Regions from separate parts of the Mus musculus genome. Here region 1 is linked to region 2. The links are chromatin loops, found by intact Hi-C in ENCODE. Cell type or tissue: gastrocnemius. All regions are shown on one strand. Each heading gives the region's core, and the rest is flanking DNA. Links, peaks and the distances in the headings are about the cores only.

The links. Peaks named below come from ENCODE experiments on the same cell type or tissue, not always from the same donor. Only the 100,000 strongest peaks of a DNase experiment are listed, where the experiment ranks them.
Region 1: a loop joins it to region 2, with 2.3 times the contacts of the local background. A loop is called at or near these places in 2 of 42 quality-filtered maps.

What each region holds. Positions count from the first base shown.
Region 1 is chrX:104,350,482-104,358,825 of GRCm38, forward strand. All of the region lies in intron 1 of Abcb7 (ATP-binding cassette, sub-family B (MDR/TAP), member 7), which reads right to left. Among named protein-coding and RNA genes, the nearest start is that of Abcb7, 59 kb to the right of the region's middle. In gastrocnemius, for the core only: no CTCF peak of the experiment used is centred there; no DNase peak of the experiment used is centred there.
Region 2 is chrX:104,479,390-104,487,733 of GRCm38, forward strand. Uprt (uracil phosphoribosyltransferase) reads left to right here and starts at 3,414. Exons shown (of 7, transcript NM_001081189.3): 1 at 3,414-3,960. The coding sequence starts at 3,572. In gastrocnemius, for the core only: no CTCF peak of the experiment used is centred there; DNase peaks (open chromatin) are centred at 3,376 and 4,239; H3K4me3 peaks cover 1,887 bases; H3K27ac peaks cover 1,471 bases.

The sequences.
Region 1 (8,344 bases), core at 179-8,178, 130 kb before region 2:
CATAGAGAAGTTAGAACATTTCAAAAGAAGTGCAAAAACAATTCACACCACAGGAACCAGCATTAGTAAAACTGAATAGGAATTTGATAGAAAGAGAAAAAAGAAAGATAATCTTATCCACAACAACACAGGAAATGTTAATCTCATGGGAGAAATAAATGAACAAAGGAGAGCTAGAAAGAAGTTTGCTAGTTTGTGCCTAACTAAGTGGAATAATAACCAGCAAATCCATAGATAACATCAAATCTCTCTCAATAACAGTCTTAAAGACATGGCTTTAACCTACCATTTAAAAGATGAAGTGTAAGTGGCTAGATTAAACAATACCACAAAACCAAGATCTAATTATTTGCTGTCTCTAAAACACATAGATCATTCATAAGAACATCCTCAAACTAACAATCAAAGGATGGAAATTAACCTACTAAGCAAATAGAATCCAAAAAGAAAAGGTATTCTGCTATGTAATAAAGTAGACTTCAAACCAAAGCTACTTAGAAGAGGTAGAGAAGGCCATTATATACTGATAAAATGAACCACTTAACAAGAATATAAAATCACTATAGGTGTTTATGGCACTCAAAACTTCTATAAACAAAATACTGAAAGGGATTAAAAGGTCATATAGGTCCTGACACAACAGGAGTTAGCATTATCACATTCTCATCTTTAGACCATCAGAGATAAATCACACCATATATCAATTGGATGGAAACAGGTATCTACTGCCTACAGAACTTGCTCTATTATTGGTCACATTATATGTCATAGAGCAAGCCTAAACAAATAAAAAGAAAAATCCGTCTCTTATATCTAATCAGAACATGGTAGACTAAAACTAGAAATTAGTATTATGAGAAATCACAGAAACTACAAAATCCTTGATCGGATACTGAACAATGTATTTGAAAACTGACAGTATAGGACGCTGAAGAAACAAGGAAAACAATAAAAATTTCAGAGTCAAATGAAAATGATGGTGCAACTTATCTGGAACTTTGTGGTACAATTAAGGGCATTCTAAGCAGAAAGTCTACAGCTAGGGGAGTTATATTTTTTTTAAAAAGCCCCCCCCCTCTCTCTATAGATAGATAGATAGATAGATAGATAGATAGATAGATAGATAGATAGATATCAAGGTCCCCAAAAAAGAACAAGCCAAACTGGGATGCAGTAAATAAGGACAGAAGTTAATGAAATAGACACTAAAAGTTACATAGATTCATTCAACCATGAATTGGTTCTATTACAAGGTAAACACAGCTGACAAACACCAAACTAGCTGAAAGAAACAAAAAGGTCTTACAATAAACATATAAATTTAAAAGAGACATGTTATAACAGACTCCAGTGCGTTAGAAAGGTAATTAGAAAATATCTGTAAAACATATATTCTAAAAAGAACTGGGAAATCTAGGAGAAACAAATAAATGTACAAACACATCTAACCTACCAAAGTAAATCAAGAAAATATTCAATATACTATGGGCAAGTCTTTGGGCATTTTCTTGATTAATAGGTGATGTGTACTGCTGTGATAGTCTTATGTTGTGCTTTCTTTGGGGGTGGGGGTGGGGTTTCTGGAAGAATTGTTTTTTAGAACTTTGGGATATAAAAGGTTGTTGAATGAGATGGTTTATGGGAGCTTGAAAGATAAGAACGCTGAAAGCAATGCAAATGATGGAGACTTGACTTATGAAGTTTATAAAGGAAAGTCCTTCAAAGATTGTATTGGGACTGTTTGTGTGGTGTTGTGGATGAAAAATCGGTAGAAGTAAAACCTTTGCTTCATTATGACATTAGATGCTAGTCATCTAAGTTGAAGAATCAGCTGTGATTAAGAGGTCAGAATCATTAAGGTAAAATCTTCTGGGGAGTATTTCCTCAGGGTGAGAACACAGAAAGTATAGTCCAGTGTAGCCATGGCTACATCTTATACTGGGAGCCAAAAGTGGTAGTAAGAGGCTCCCAATGATGCTGGTTTTGGTAGCATAGATACTTCATGATTGAAGTCATGGAGAAAAGCTGAGGCTTGATACCATGTGGCAGGGTCAAAGTCCCTGAAGAGAGGTCAGAAGGCCATTGGTAAAGGGGAAGCCTAGGTTGTAGTTGATACTACAAGACTTAAGGATACCGTAAATGCCAAGACTGGGATGACAACCAAGAACAATAGCAGGTGTGGAGAGGAGCTGGTTGGTATGAGCCTGTGTGACAGATGTTAGAGCTGGAGAGATGGGGCTACCTAAGCCCCTTGGAAGTAAGAAGACTCTGAGTAAGTCCTGGATATGAGACATTGCTAGACCTGGGTTTTACTTAGGATTAAGTATGACTGTGCTCTGGTTATTCCCTTTAGGACTCAAAAAGTATTCAACTTGTTTTCGTTACGGGAACTTACAGTTAACAACTTTGTTTTTAGTTTAGTTTTGTTTTGTTTTTAAACTTTGGACTTTAAAGTGTTTAAAATTTTAAAGGCTGTAGGACTTTTAAAATTATACTATGTTTTGTACTATAATGTTAATATTAGAACTTGAGGATAAATGAGAAGTGAAAGTTTATGATTTAGTAGTTACGTGTTAGAGTGTCAAGTTGGCAAGGGTTCAATTGTACCAGTTAGTTTTTGTCAATTTAACATAAACTAGTCACCGAGGAAAAAGAAACCTCAATTGAGGAATTGCTTCCATCAGATTGGTCTGTAAGGAATTATCTTGATGGCTGATGTGAAATGGCTCAGCCCACTGTGAACAGGTACCACCCCTGGGCAGGTAGTCCTGGGTTGTTTAAGAAACCAGGTTGAGGGGCCTAGCAAACACAGAAGTGGATGCTCACAGTCAGCTAATGGATGGATCACAGGGCTCCCAATGGAGGAGCTAGAGAAAGTACCCAAGGAGCTAAAAGGATCTGCAACCCTATAGGTGGAACAACATTATGAACTAACCAGTACCCCGGAGCTCTTGACTCTAGCTGCATATGTATCAAAAGATGGTCTAGTCGGCCATCACTGGAAAGAGAGGCCCATTGGACTTGCAAACTTTATATGCCCCAGTACAGGGGAACGCCAGGGCCAAAAAGGGGGAGTGGGTGGGTAGGGGAGTGGGGGTGGGTGGGTATGGGGGACTTTTGGTATAGCATTGGAAATGTAAATGAGCTAAATACCTAATAAAAAATGGAAAAAAAAAAGAAAAAAAAAAAGAAACCAGGTTGACCAAGTCATGAGCGAGCAAGCCAGTAATCAGCATTCCTCCATGGTCTCTTCATCAGTCTCTGCCTCCAGGTTCCTACTCAAACCCACCAATCCTGATCATGGTGTCTAAGCCATAAGAAATAAACTCTTTCCTTCCCAAGTTGCATTTGGTCACTGTTTTACCACAGCAACAGAGAAGCAAACCAGGACAGGTCTCTAAATCCTACCATAATATACTTTGAAACTCATGCTTAACTGTTCACAATAGCCAGGAAGTTGAACCATGCTAAATGTCTAGTAATAGATTGATGGATAGAGAAAATGTGATATCTATATCTATATCCACACACACACACAGACACACACACATTTAACAATAAAAAAGTAAAATCATAGTGTTAAGTGAAATAAGCCAGACTCAGAAAGATAAATAAGGGACCATGAGAGAAGAAATCACAAGTAAGGGGTGGGAAGCGGATAAATTAATGAAATACATACAACATGTACTCAGAGGGGGGCTAATAGTGGGATAAAATGGACCAATAAGAGGTCAGCCTTTTGAATTCTTGGCCAGAGAAGTCCAAGATAAGCCCAGAATATTACAGGCTACTGCAGTTGCTCTTGGTTGCCTTCTAAGAGTGAAGGAAAGTCCCTATTGCTGAAGAGGTCATGTACTTTGGATACAGAACCTAGAGGATCCAAGCTCAATCCGACCTGAAAGCTTCTTCCCTGAAGACTGGCTCCCACGGTACCAGAAGGGGCCGTGCAAGTAACTAAGGTAGAGAGGTCACTAATAGTCCTACCCTGCTATAACTCCAATGAACCACAACCAGACCAGCATAGCACATCAACCTTAAGGATTTTGTGCAACAAAATATGTGCAAAAATGACATAATAAAATCAATACTTTGTATGCTAACTTAAGAAACTAATTTTTCTAAATAGAAACAAATGAAAAAATAATTTCATTATGGTAACACCAGATGGATAGCTGTAAAATTGACAAATATATATCTGAAATACACATCAACTCAGTGAAAAGGAATGTTTCTTAGGTCTAGTCTCACGAAAGGCAAGCAATAGTATTTCCTTAAGCTATAAATGGAGTATATGTCAATGTTATACATTACAAAATACCAAAAGATCTAAATTAATGAAAATATGACATATGTGACTGAGAAAGTATGCTCATTTGTACATATAAAACCAGGGAATCTCATGATATCTATATGCAGTGTCATGACAAACCTCTCTTATTTCAGATAATCTCTAACAGATAATCTCTAACCAAACCATCCACTCTTAATGTGGGATCAGTTTCTGTTGCTGTGATAAAATACCCTAGCAAAAAGCAACCCTGGGTAGAAAGGGGTTTATTTCAGCTCACAATTTCAGGCCATGGCCTATCATTGTGAGGAAATCAAAGCAGGAACTTCAAACATCTAGCCAAATCACATCTACAGTCAAGAGTAGAGGGAAATTAATTAATCCATGCATGCTTACTTGCTTGGACTCTGCTTAAATTCTCCACTCTTGCACAGTTCAGTACCTCACACCAAGGGAATGATGCCACTCACAGTGAGCTGGGTCTTCCCACATCAATTAACTTAATTCAGACAATTCTACACAGGCATGCTTACAGACCAAGAGTTTATTTGTGCTGTCCAACAACTCCTGAGCATGTGGCCTACCCTGAACTGTGGTTAAAATATGCAGTGAGACTCCATACCACCCCCTCTCAGCACTGGGACCCCATTTGGCTTGAACCTGTGTAGGCCCTGTGGATACTGACACATTGTCCCAAATGATTCTAGGTTGTTTCATGTCAATAATGAAAATGAACCATCACAATGTGTTTCAGGCACTTTAATTCTTTCCTCACCATTCTCCACATTCAGACCATATGCAAGCTTTAATCCAGTTTCTTGTAAGCTTCGAATTCAGGAAACTGGACATCAAAAGAAACAATAAATCACATACTACTGAAGATAATGGACGTGACAAACATGCACAAATACCAAAGAAATTCAATATGCAAAAAATGGTAATCTGTCTCTCCACTTTAGGAGACAGGTAAGTTAAAATTATATACCCTGGAGATCTGTGTTTATTTCAACTTTTAAAAACTGGAAGAACTGAATTTTAAGGAATCTATGACTTAAGCATATCATACACTCCCTCTCACACTGATAGCATTCATCTACTAATCATTAAATGTACCATGCTTTATGTAAATGGTCATTAAGGATTTTTATAGGATAATCACATGACAACCCTCTGAGTTTCCAGGGGATTGTCTAGATTAGCTTAGTCTACGGCTATGCTGATTAGATGAACTGAAGTAGGATAAAATTAGTTGACCAAGCCCTGGACTTGGATCCTTGCTGTGCTTTGACATTTATCCCTTTCTACTTCCTGACTGCAGATGCTATGTGACCAATCAGCTGCCACAAGCTCTTACTGCCATGGCTTCCCTACCAAGATAGACAGAGGAAAATTATAAGCCCAAAAAAACCTTTTCTCTCTGGAAAAAAAAATGAATACCAATACTAAAAACAAAGACTTACTAGGCAAAACTAATTCTACATAAATGTGACCAAGACCCAAAAGAAAAGAGTAACAAAATCAAAATTTCTTTTTGTTACATTTATGTTCTCTCTTTAAGGCAAAATTCAACCTCTACAAAAATAATGTAATAATTATTGTTTATATTTTTATAATAGTAAACTTTTATAATTAAACTCATGTTCATTATTGATGATACCTAAAGATTTAACTAATAGTAAGAGATTATAAAGGTTAGGTATGTAGGTCAATGGTAAACAAACTACCTGACATTTACAGGCCCTAAGATGGATTCTGAGCACTGGAGAAAATAAAGGAGTAAAAACCACAAGGGATTTGAGTCATTTACATATTCTCCATTCGTGAAACTTTAAAAAAAAAGTAAGCTTACAATTATGTATCCTTGATGCTTGTAATTTTTAACACTATCTATAAGTCGTGTGTGAATACTATTATTATCTGATCATTAGTCATCTGTGATCAAAATATAAAACATTTAAATTAACCTCTCAGTGCATTCTTAAAGAAAAACAGCTGTGATACAAACCTATTTTAAATTTAATCAACTTTAAAGTATTAAAAATGCAACTGCCATAAAATCTTGTTTTCTTTCCAACTACTGAGAAACTAGAGGTGAAGAGTAGGGGGGAGTGAAAGCAACAGAGAGGCGGGGAGAGGAGATAAACAGCAGGCAAGCTTCTTTTATAATTATAATTCTCAAATGAAAGCTGACCAGAAAAAGGACTTTTACTCAAAATGACTGATGAATACATAGAAAAATGGTAGCACAGCATTAAGAATTTTGAACAGGGCTGGAGAGATGACTCAGCGGTTAAGAGCACTGACTGTTCCAGAGGTCCTGAGTTCAATCCCCAGCAACCACATGGTGGCTCACAACCATCTGTAATGGGATCCAATGCCCTCTTCTGATGTACTCACATACATGAAATAAATAGAAAAATGTTTGTTAAAAAAAAAAAGAATTTTGAACAATCATCACTTACACAAAACCATGATTCTAGAATAAGTGTTTGTATTTTTAAATTTTTTAGAAGAAGAATTAAAAGTGTTAAGACCTGAGACACAAAAGAACTCACAGACTGTCAGCATGCACAGGTTCCAGCCAAATGGGGTCCCAGTGCTGAGAGGCGGTGGTAAGGAGTTTCACTGGATATATTAACCACAGTTCAGGATAGGCTACATGCTCAGGAGTTGTTGGCCAGCACAAATAAACTCAATGGTATTTTTGTAGACTGTGTCATATTGCTTTGTTTGGGCATTTTTTTTTTGTCTTGTTGGTCTTTTGCTTGTATATTTCAGATTCCATTTTTTGTGGGCTGTGTGTGTGTGCGCATATGTGTGTGTGTGTGTGTGTGTGTGTGTGTGTGTGTGTGTGTGTGAGAGAGAGAGAGAGAGAAACAGAGAGAGAGAGAGAAACAGAGAGAAAGAAACAGAGAAAGACACGGAGATACAGAGACAGAGAAAGATACAGAGTCAGAGACAAGGACAAAGAGACAGAGACAGGAGGGACAGACAGTATGTTTGTGTTTTGTTAGGAGAAAAGAAAGGGCATGGAGATGAATGGGCAGGAGGGATCTGAGGAGAGGAAAAGCATAATCATAATATATGAAAAATGTTTTCAATAAAAATAGTAAGGGTACAGCTCAATTTATGGAAGAATATCACATACAAGTTAAATATAAAGGAAAGCATTTCCCTCTAATTTCTATGCCCAGCATCATTCAGTGCTCATCATGTACAATACGGTAAATAAGGAGATAATTACAGGTATCCTAATTAATCATGTAGCTATCTCCTCACAGTTACCTTTTTGTATGTGGTCATAGTACGTCAAATCTACCCTTAGCAAATTTCTTATATACAATATGGAATTATTGTGGCTAGGAATATGGCTCAGTGACTAAGAGCACTGATTATTCTTCCAGAGGACCCTGAGGTTCCATTCTCAAACCCCACATGGCAGCTCTGGTGTATCTTTAACTCCAACTCCAGAAGATCCAATGCTTCTCCTTGGCCTTTGTAGGCACTGCATGCATATGATGTACAAATATACATGCAGGTAAAGTATATATACAATACAATAATTAAAATAAAATAAAAGCTTTAAAAAATTTTAGTGAAAAGAAAAGCAAACCCAAAACTCAATATGGAATTATTACTAACAGTGATGTGCCTTGCTTGTTTTATATTACTGCATTTTTGCACTTTTTGGCCAACACTTGTCCATTTGCCTTGCTTCCCCGTGCTCCTCCAATAACTGCTGTCCTACAATGTGTATCTACATACTCACATTTTTAGAATTCAATACAGGAGTGAAATTGTGTCATATTTTTCTGGGTCTGTTTTGATTTTACATAATATCCTCCAGATTAAGTACTTTGTTGCAACTGGCCAATTTTCCAATTTGTTTAACGCTAAATAATCTCCATTACATGCATGCACAACTGTGCACACATATACACATACCAATTTCTGTTTCCGTGTATTCATCTACTAATACTTCATATATTCAGTACTGTAAGCAATGCTTCAATGAATATGGGAGTGCCAGCATCTCTATGACATACCAAAGTCATA
Region 2 (8,344 bases), core at 318-8,317:
AGGTAAGGAATATACCTAAATGATGGCACAGATATTCATTTAGGAAAAAAAGTATATCATAGTGCCCATTCATTGGCTTTCCTCTTAAATAATATATTTTTATTTATAACAAATTAAAATTATAGTGAAGTGGCTTAAATACTACTGAAATCAAGGCAAAGGAATAAGCAAAGAGTTCAGGAGAGGATTAAGTATTTATTTCTTTTTTAGAGACAGGCTGTCATGTAACTCTAGATCCTCTCATCTCTATCTACCAAGCACTAGGATTACAGAAGTGGACCACTATGGGTCAGCCAGGCATAAGTAGAAATACAAGATTATATCCAGAGTACTTAATTCAGTTACATAATACAAGTGTGTGTGTGTGTGATTAAGTTTCTTAAATTTACTTTTCAATGCTTATTTCTGCATGTATAGCTTACATGACATTGTCAAGTGAATTAATTTCTATCTTCATTTTCTTGTAAAATGAATATAAGAAGATAGATCATAGCCCAAGACATTAGAAAGTTTAAGTAAGATACTTAAAGAAAAGAAAATAGAGTTTTGATTTCTCTCAACTTTACTAATACTCAGTTGTCACTTTAAATTAAACTCCTAAATCTGAATTTTATTAAATGTAAAACAAGAATTATACTGGGCCTAACTGTTTTACCATATCAAATGAGATATGAAAGTGTTCTGAATAGTCACTATACTGTTGCATGTGAAGGACTCCAATGTTCAGAGCTTGAACCTCTCGAAATGTAACAGTCTAAGTTAATGCCTGGACTTCAATCCATCACAGGTAAAAATTTATTCTCATATTATTGGCTTTAGAAAATGTGTTTTCTCTTAAATACATCTTAGCAACAAAGAGAAAATAGACTGATTTAAAACAAACAACAAACTACCCATGATGGAACCATATCAATCACTACAGGGGAATCTTCCAGCTTTTATTTTATACGGCTTTCTACCTAGAGCAGAAATTGATAAACAGGAAAGCCGGGCTGATATGAGATAACGCTCCTGTTGTCATCTATGACAAAGGGTTGGTGCTGAGTAACATTATCCCTGCTTTCCAAAGATCCAGGCTGGCCACCACCATTTCAAAATTTCAAGACATTCACTTATTTTACTTTGTATCTGTTTTGACACCCTGGCAAATAGAAAAGATGAAATCGGTATTTCATTAACTGAATGATTTCATATATCTTTAGGTATGGGTAAAGGTGAGATTTAGACTTGAAAGACGGGTTTCTGTGTTAGCTTTAATCCTTTTGGGATGTACAATCAATCTTGGACAACTATTTGATTTTGATTTTGTATGACAGGGTTCTTACACGAGTATCTGTGTGTATGTGTGTGTGTGTGTGTGTCTATCCCAGACTAACCTTGGTGATCTTCTTTCACAACACCTTGAGTGCTGGGATTATAGGCATATGCTACCATGCCTGGCTTTTTCCCACCTTGACTTTTCAAATAAGAGAATGCTTCATAACTTCTTTATAAATTATAAAACACAACACTAAATGTGTTATTCTGATTAGTCATTAGTAAATTTTTATCTTTTCTGAACCTAAAATATAAACCAGCTAATGCTTATTGGTTAATATAAGAAAGTATACAACCGGGCGTGGTGGCGCATGCCTTTAATCCCAGCACTTGGGAGGCAGAGGCAGGCAGATTTCTGAGTTCGAGGCCAGCCTGGTCTACAAAGTGAGTTCCAGGATAGCCAGGGCTACACAGAAACCCTGTCTCAAAAAAACCAAAACAACAACAACAACAACAACAACAAAACAAACAAAAACAAAAAAAGAAAGTATACGAATACAGAAGACAGACTGACATTTGTGCTGTTTCAATTTATTGTTCTATGGCATTGAAAACAGGGTCACAGGATGATGAAACAATGGACAGTTTTGGAGCTGGGTTATCTTTGGTCATGATACAATACTGGGCTTCATTGGATTCCTCAAGAGTATTCATTGACAAAACAGACATTTGTTCTGGCCTACTTGAAGTTAACAGATACAAGTTTTAAGCCCAGAGACCCTTTAATTTGCATTATGTGTTAAGTGAAAAGACTGTACAACCTTTCGAAAGTGTGGGGATTGTGCAGTGACATTAAAATGTCTACACTATAATGATAAATAGTGATGTATAGACTTGGAAGTAGGACACAAACAAATATTGCTTATTTTAATTATTTTTGAGACTAGAGCTTGCTTTATAACTCAGGCTAGCTTTGAACTCTTGATCCTTCCATGTCAGCCTTCAAAGTGTGGGGATTACAGATGTGTGCCTTCATGTCAAGTTAAAACTCTGCATCGTAACAAGCTCTACAATTTTTCTGATACAATGGACATTTGCAAATTATTATTCTAGACTTTCTTGGTGGGTACCTAAACATTTTTAAAAGCCATCCTTCCAAGTATTGTTTGGGAGAACAAACAGTGTAATGAAAATTATGCCATAGTAACATGTGCAATTCAGTGCCCAACCAGTATCAGTAAGAAAAATTTTAGTGGTCAAGCGTACTTAAGAAATGGCATCTTGCCAGTACAGGGGAATACCAGGGCCAGGAAGCAGGTGTGGGTGGGTTGGGGAGCAGGGCAAGGGGAGGGTATAGGGGACTTTGGGGATAGCATTTGAAATGTAAATGAAGAAAATATCTAATAAAAAAGCCTTAATAAGCCGGGTGTGGTGGCACACGCCTTTAATCCCACTCGGGAGGCAGAGGCAGTCGGATTTCTGAGTTCGAGGCCAACCTGGTCTACAGAGTGAGTTCCAGGACAGCCAGGGCGATACAGAGAAACCCTGTCTCAAAAAACAAAAAACAAAACAAAACAAAACAAAAAAGCCTTAATAAAAATAAAACAATACAGAAAGAAAAAAAAAGCTGTTGTTTGTCATCTTAAATTCAGAAAGCTCAATAAATTCCTTACATTTGTATACACACACACACAAACACACACACACACACACACACACACACACACACACACACACACACACACGAAATGACATCTTGTAGAAGAGTCTAGAAAGGCCAGCCTGCTAGCTGTTCTTACTTTGCTTCTTCTGTTACACAGATAAGCCATTAGCTTGAAGATGCAGCCAACTACCCAAGTATGTTTTCTTTGCCAAGACAGAAAGTTAGAAAACAGTGCCTTACATGTGTAATCCACCCGTATCTTTTCTTGGCTCTACCAAAGTTCTGATTGCAAGAAGTCCTAGGGGTTTTCTGAGGACTCAGCAACCAGGGATATCTCTGGTTTAGCCACCTCTGCCAAGCAACTGTGATAATCTCTCAAGCAGGAAAGACTTAAAAGAGTTAACAAACCAGCATGCTGTAGACTGGCAGAGAGATGGGCCAATAAGGTGTCTAAGCCGGCAGTGCGTCTGGTGTGGGCGGGTATGGGCAAAGCGTGCGAAAGGACCGTAGAGGCCTAGGGGTGAGAGGGCAGCCAGGGTTAGAGATTTGGAGGAGCCAGGGGCCAGGAGGACGCACGTGTCCGCATCCTTTTCTTCTTGCCCTTTATCCCTAGGGTTTGATAGCAGCGGGGATAGCTCGGGGGCCCCGTGTATGGCCTCGGAGTTACAGCGTCCGGACTCCATGCCCTGTCACAATCGGCAAGTAAACTCTACTTCTAGCCCAAGTCCCGAGCATCTGCTAGCCGAGGACCGGGTCCTGGATCATGCAGAGGAAAATAACGCTGCTATGGCTAAGCTGACTCTCCTCCCTGGGCACGCCCATTCTAGCGTGCTTTCGGAGCGGGACTCTCCGGCCTGCTGCAGCACTAATCTTCACTCTGAGAACCACAGTGACAGTAGTGACAGTGGCAACTACGATGCACCTGTCGGCGGCGACTCCCTGCTAGGGGACTGTGAACTCTCCCGACAGATTGGGGCTCAGCTTAAGTTGCTGCCTATGAATGATCAGATCCGGGAGCTTCAGACTATCATCCGGGACAAGTAAGCTTAGAGCGGAAGGGAAAAGGGAGCGGAGGGCTGCAGGGTGAAAGTAAAAAGCTTCTGTTTGCATTTGGCACACTGGTCTTTGGGGATTAGAGCCAGGCCTCTTTCTTTGGCCTGTGAGTAGGGAGGGAGTCAGTGAGACACTTCTGTGGCCCCTTCTTAGTTGCTGCGGTTAACATTGCTTTGTTTAGGAAGGAAACCTTTTAGGTAGCCTTCAGCCTCTTCCGGCCTCTTTGTCTGTCTTAAACATGACCAATCCTCTACTGTGCCAGGCAGGTACACACCCCTATGCCATCTGCTCAGTTCCCGACCACGTGGTAAATGTATAACCCAGGAATGGTTACTGCCTGTGGTTATTAACACCCCGACAGCCCAAGCTCACAAAACTAAAGCAATTTCAAGGGAAATGATGTGCTCCGCCAGCCCTCTGACTCAACAGCATTTGCTCCTGCAGTTTGCCATTTTGTTTACTGATTGGGAGTTCAGCTTTACCTGGTTGCCAGAAAGTTTATGATTCCACTCTTATCAAGACAGTTTTACTGAAAACTTACAGAATGTAGTTAACAGCAAAGGTAACCTAAGAACAAGTTGGATCCTCCTAATCCCACAAATCAGTATAGCAAGAACTTGAAAAGTTAAAATATTTTGGAATATGGATTTTCTTGGATAGCTATGTACCACAGTGAAATATAGCTGCCATCTTTCCTTTTTTTCTTTCTCTTTCTTTTCCCTTCCCTTCCCTTCCCTTCCCTTCCCTTCCCTTCCCTTCCCTTCCCTTCCCTTCCCTTCCCTTCCCTTCTCTTGTCTCTTCTTTTCTTCTTTTTAATCAGACAGGGTTTTCCTAAATTGCTGCTCAAACTTTGGCCTCAAACTCCAAGGCACAAGTCAACCTCCCAAGTAGGTGGAACTACTGGACCTGAGACCATACCTGGCTCCTATTGGCAGCTTTAAATGAGCAGCTACGGCTCATTTAAGACCACTGTATTTCTAGCATGTCTTGACATTTAAAAATGCCCTAAAATAAATACGATTTGGCAACCGTTTCTTCATACTCTTGTAGTGGGCTCCAGTGCTTCCGTACTGCAGTTTTCCTGACTCTCACATGCATGCATCTACAACTGCCTTTTGAACATAGCAGCCTTGATTTGATAACTGCCATCTCAGCAGCCTTCATTTGGAACCAATTTGGGCATGCTTAGCCCCCTTTGGTTCCTTGTTTCTGCTTTCATTTAGAATTCCCCACATCCCTTTTTATTAATGGTCAACTCCTGTTTTTTCAAGGCTAAACTCATTCTTCCTGGCTGATTTTCCCTGACCGTTTTTTAAATGGAAGGTTTCCTTTCTATTTTAAATATTATTACTTGTGTATGGACCTTGCTTATTAGGTTTACAGCTATTCATTGCAAGTAATAGAGCTCCATCATTAAAGGTTATTTCTACCTTTTGTGGAGTTTTACTGTATAGCCCGGTCTGGCCTGAAGTGTTTGACCCTCCTGCCTTAGCTTCCTGAATGCTTGAGTTATGCGGGGTGCACTGCTATGCCTGGACCTAGCTCTTAAGCTTATATTTATGAAACTGTACTATTTGCTTATAAAGAATCAGTATTGAAAACTATGATCACATGATCTAATGGCATAGAGGCTTAAAAAAGATGAGGCATAGTTTTGGTAGTTGTTGGGACAACTGAAGTAAGACATCTGTGAAATAAAGAAAATTTGATAATTCTTGGAATTGACTAACTTTGGTTCTTGGATCTATTACACTTGTAGATGAATTTTGGGGTCTCAGTGAATTTCTAGTAAATTTTATTTGTCCATGGTAATGGTTATTTAAAAAATATCTTTGTTGGAGGGATTCTTGCATTATAGACATAAGACCTTGGATTTGATTCCAAGCACTGCAAATAAAAGAACATTTTTATTGAGACAGAACTTTCATATACAATTGAGACATTTTAAAGTATAATTTAATGGTTTTCTGTATGTTCTTCACCTACCACAGTCACTTTTAGAACATAGTCATCCCCTCAACAAGAGACCTCACAGGTAGTCAGTCCACATTTACCTAACACCCCCTCAAGCCCTAGGCAAAAATTAGTTTACTTTAGAGTTCCATTAGTTTGCCTATTCTGGATATTTTTTCTGTGTGTTTGTGGTATATGTATGTGTTCATGTTTGTGTGGGTATAAGTATTCATGCATGTACGTATGTGTGTGGAATATAGAGCGAAATAGACATCTGATATCTCCCCCATCACTATACACCTGTACACTCTCACATGCATGCATCTACTACTGCCTTTTGAACATAGCAGCCTTGATTTGATAACTGCCATCTCTTTTGTTGAGACAGGGTCTCTTATTGAACCTAGAGCACACCAATTCAGTAAGACTAGTTGGCTAACAAACTTCAAGCATCTTTCCATTTCTGTCTCCTCAGAGCTAGGATTAAAGATGTGCATCAACCCAGCCTTTTATGTGGGTAGGTGCTGGGAACCGGAACTCAAGTTCTTATGCCTGCATGCAAGCAGTTCACTAACTGAGCCATTTCCCTAGCTCTTACATTTATTTAACCAATAGAAAAACACATCAATGGAGTATCACATAATGATTAAATCGGGTTAAATAAATTTCTTTCTCTAAGCACTTGTTAATTCTTTATGGTAAAGGCTTTCTAAATACTTTCTTCTCGATTTTTGAAATGTGTAACACAGTATCTGTAGTTAACCTACTATGCAATAGTATAACAAAGCTTCTTGCTCCTATCTAACTTTAAGTCAGTACTCCTTGATCAACCTTTCTACCTCCTTCTCCTCCCCTCTTCTCCCCAGCCTGTGGTTAAATCCATTTTACTGTCAAACCCTGAGAACAACTTTTCAAGACTTCACATATGAATAAGATTGTGTGATTGTTGCTGTTTTGGCCAGTTTCTTTTAGTGTGATGTTTTCAGAATTCACTCCTTTGTGTGGCTGAATGATAATTTATTATATAGATTTGCTGCAGTTTATTAATACATCCAATGGCTAATGAATATTTGGGTATTTTTTGCTCTTTAGTTATTATGAATAAGGCTGCCGCGAATATTTGCTTATATGCCTTTGCAGGGGTGAAGATCTTCAGTTATCATTAGATTTCATAAAGGGTCGTTATGTAAAGGTTAAAAAACATTAATACAGAGTTTGGAGAGACTGTGACATTTAGGATTTATATATGATAGTATCTGTATGTCTTGATTATATTTCATTATTCAGAAAAGCTTGGATTATAGAGCAATGTGAGAATAAGTAGAATCCTTTTTTTTTTTTTCTGTTTGAAGGAAGAGACAGCAGAGTCCTGTGTGAAGGGATCTTAGACAAGATATTTAATGTCTTTGTCTTTCTGCTTTATAATTTATAAAGTAAGGATGTTGGTACAGCCTCTTGGAGCTCTTTCCTGAGGTTAAAACAAGATTATATTCATGAACACTGGTATAAACTGTCAAATTCTTCACTTTGGAAATTATGCATGCCTTTTACTGACACCCAGTATAAGCAATTTGTTTGCACAGGAAATTCAAATTCTTAATTTGAAAATCAATACCAAATCCAGCTCTTGTGGTTCCTGCTGCTAATACCAGCATTCAGGAGGTGGGGTGAGAAGGATGGCTGTGAGTTTGAGGTTAGTCTGTGGTGGTTAATGAGGAAAGAAACGGCCAGTCAGAACGACCGAGCAAGACCTCTCAAAACAAATAAAAAGACTGAGAGAGCCTACAGAATTTGTATCCAGCTCTGTAATTTTTCCTAATGAGGTGATGCTTATTCAGGATGGAGACAATATTTTTTTGGCTTGCTTTTTTTTTTCAGTTTTGTTTTCCTTAAGCAGCATAATTTGTTAAGAGAAGCTTTCTCTTCTTTCCTTGCTTTCTTCTTTTCTTCCTTAAATTGTCTTACCTTTATGCAAAGAAGACCCGTTTCAGGTACTGTAGGAGCTGACAGATTGTCTGTTGTAAGCAGAGTTCTATTCATGTAGGTCTAGTTATGGAGGGTATCATAGTTGGTCCTCTTTGAGGCATATGCTTTTCTCTGTTTTGATAGAACAGCATGTACATATATTATAGAGGTCTCTAATAATAGAAGTGTTTGGAGTATATGTTGTTTCTGTTATTGTTCCTGGTTCTTGGAATCTATCTAGTAAAGGGATTGCCTTATGAATTGACTCTGGCATGGAGAAATGGGGTGATCAAACAGGACTGTAAGTTGTTGTATATCTATAAAACAAGCAAGATTGAGAACATTGTACTGATTTAAAATGACTTTATTTTTGAAGTGTACAATATTTGAAACGTAATATGTTGGCTGTATTATTGAATTTCAAGGAAATGATTTTCTCTCTTTGAGAGTGCA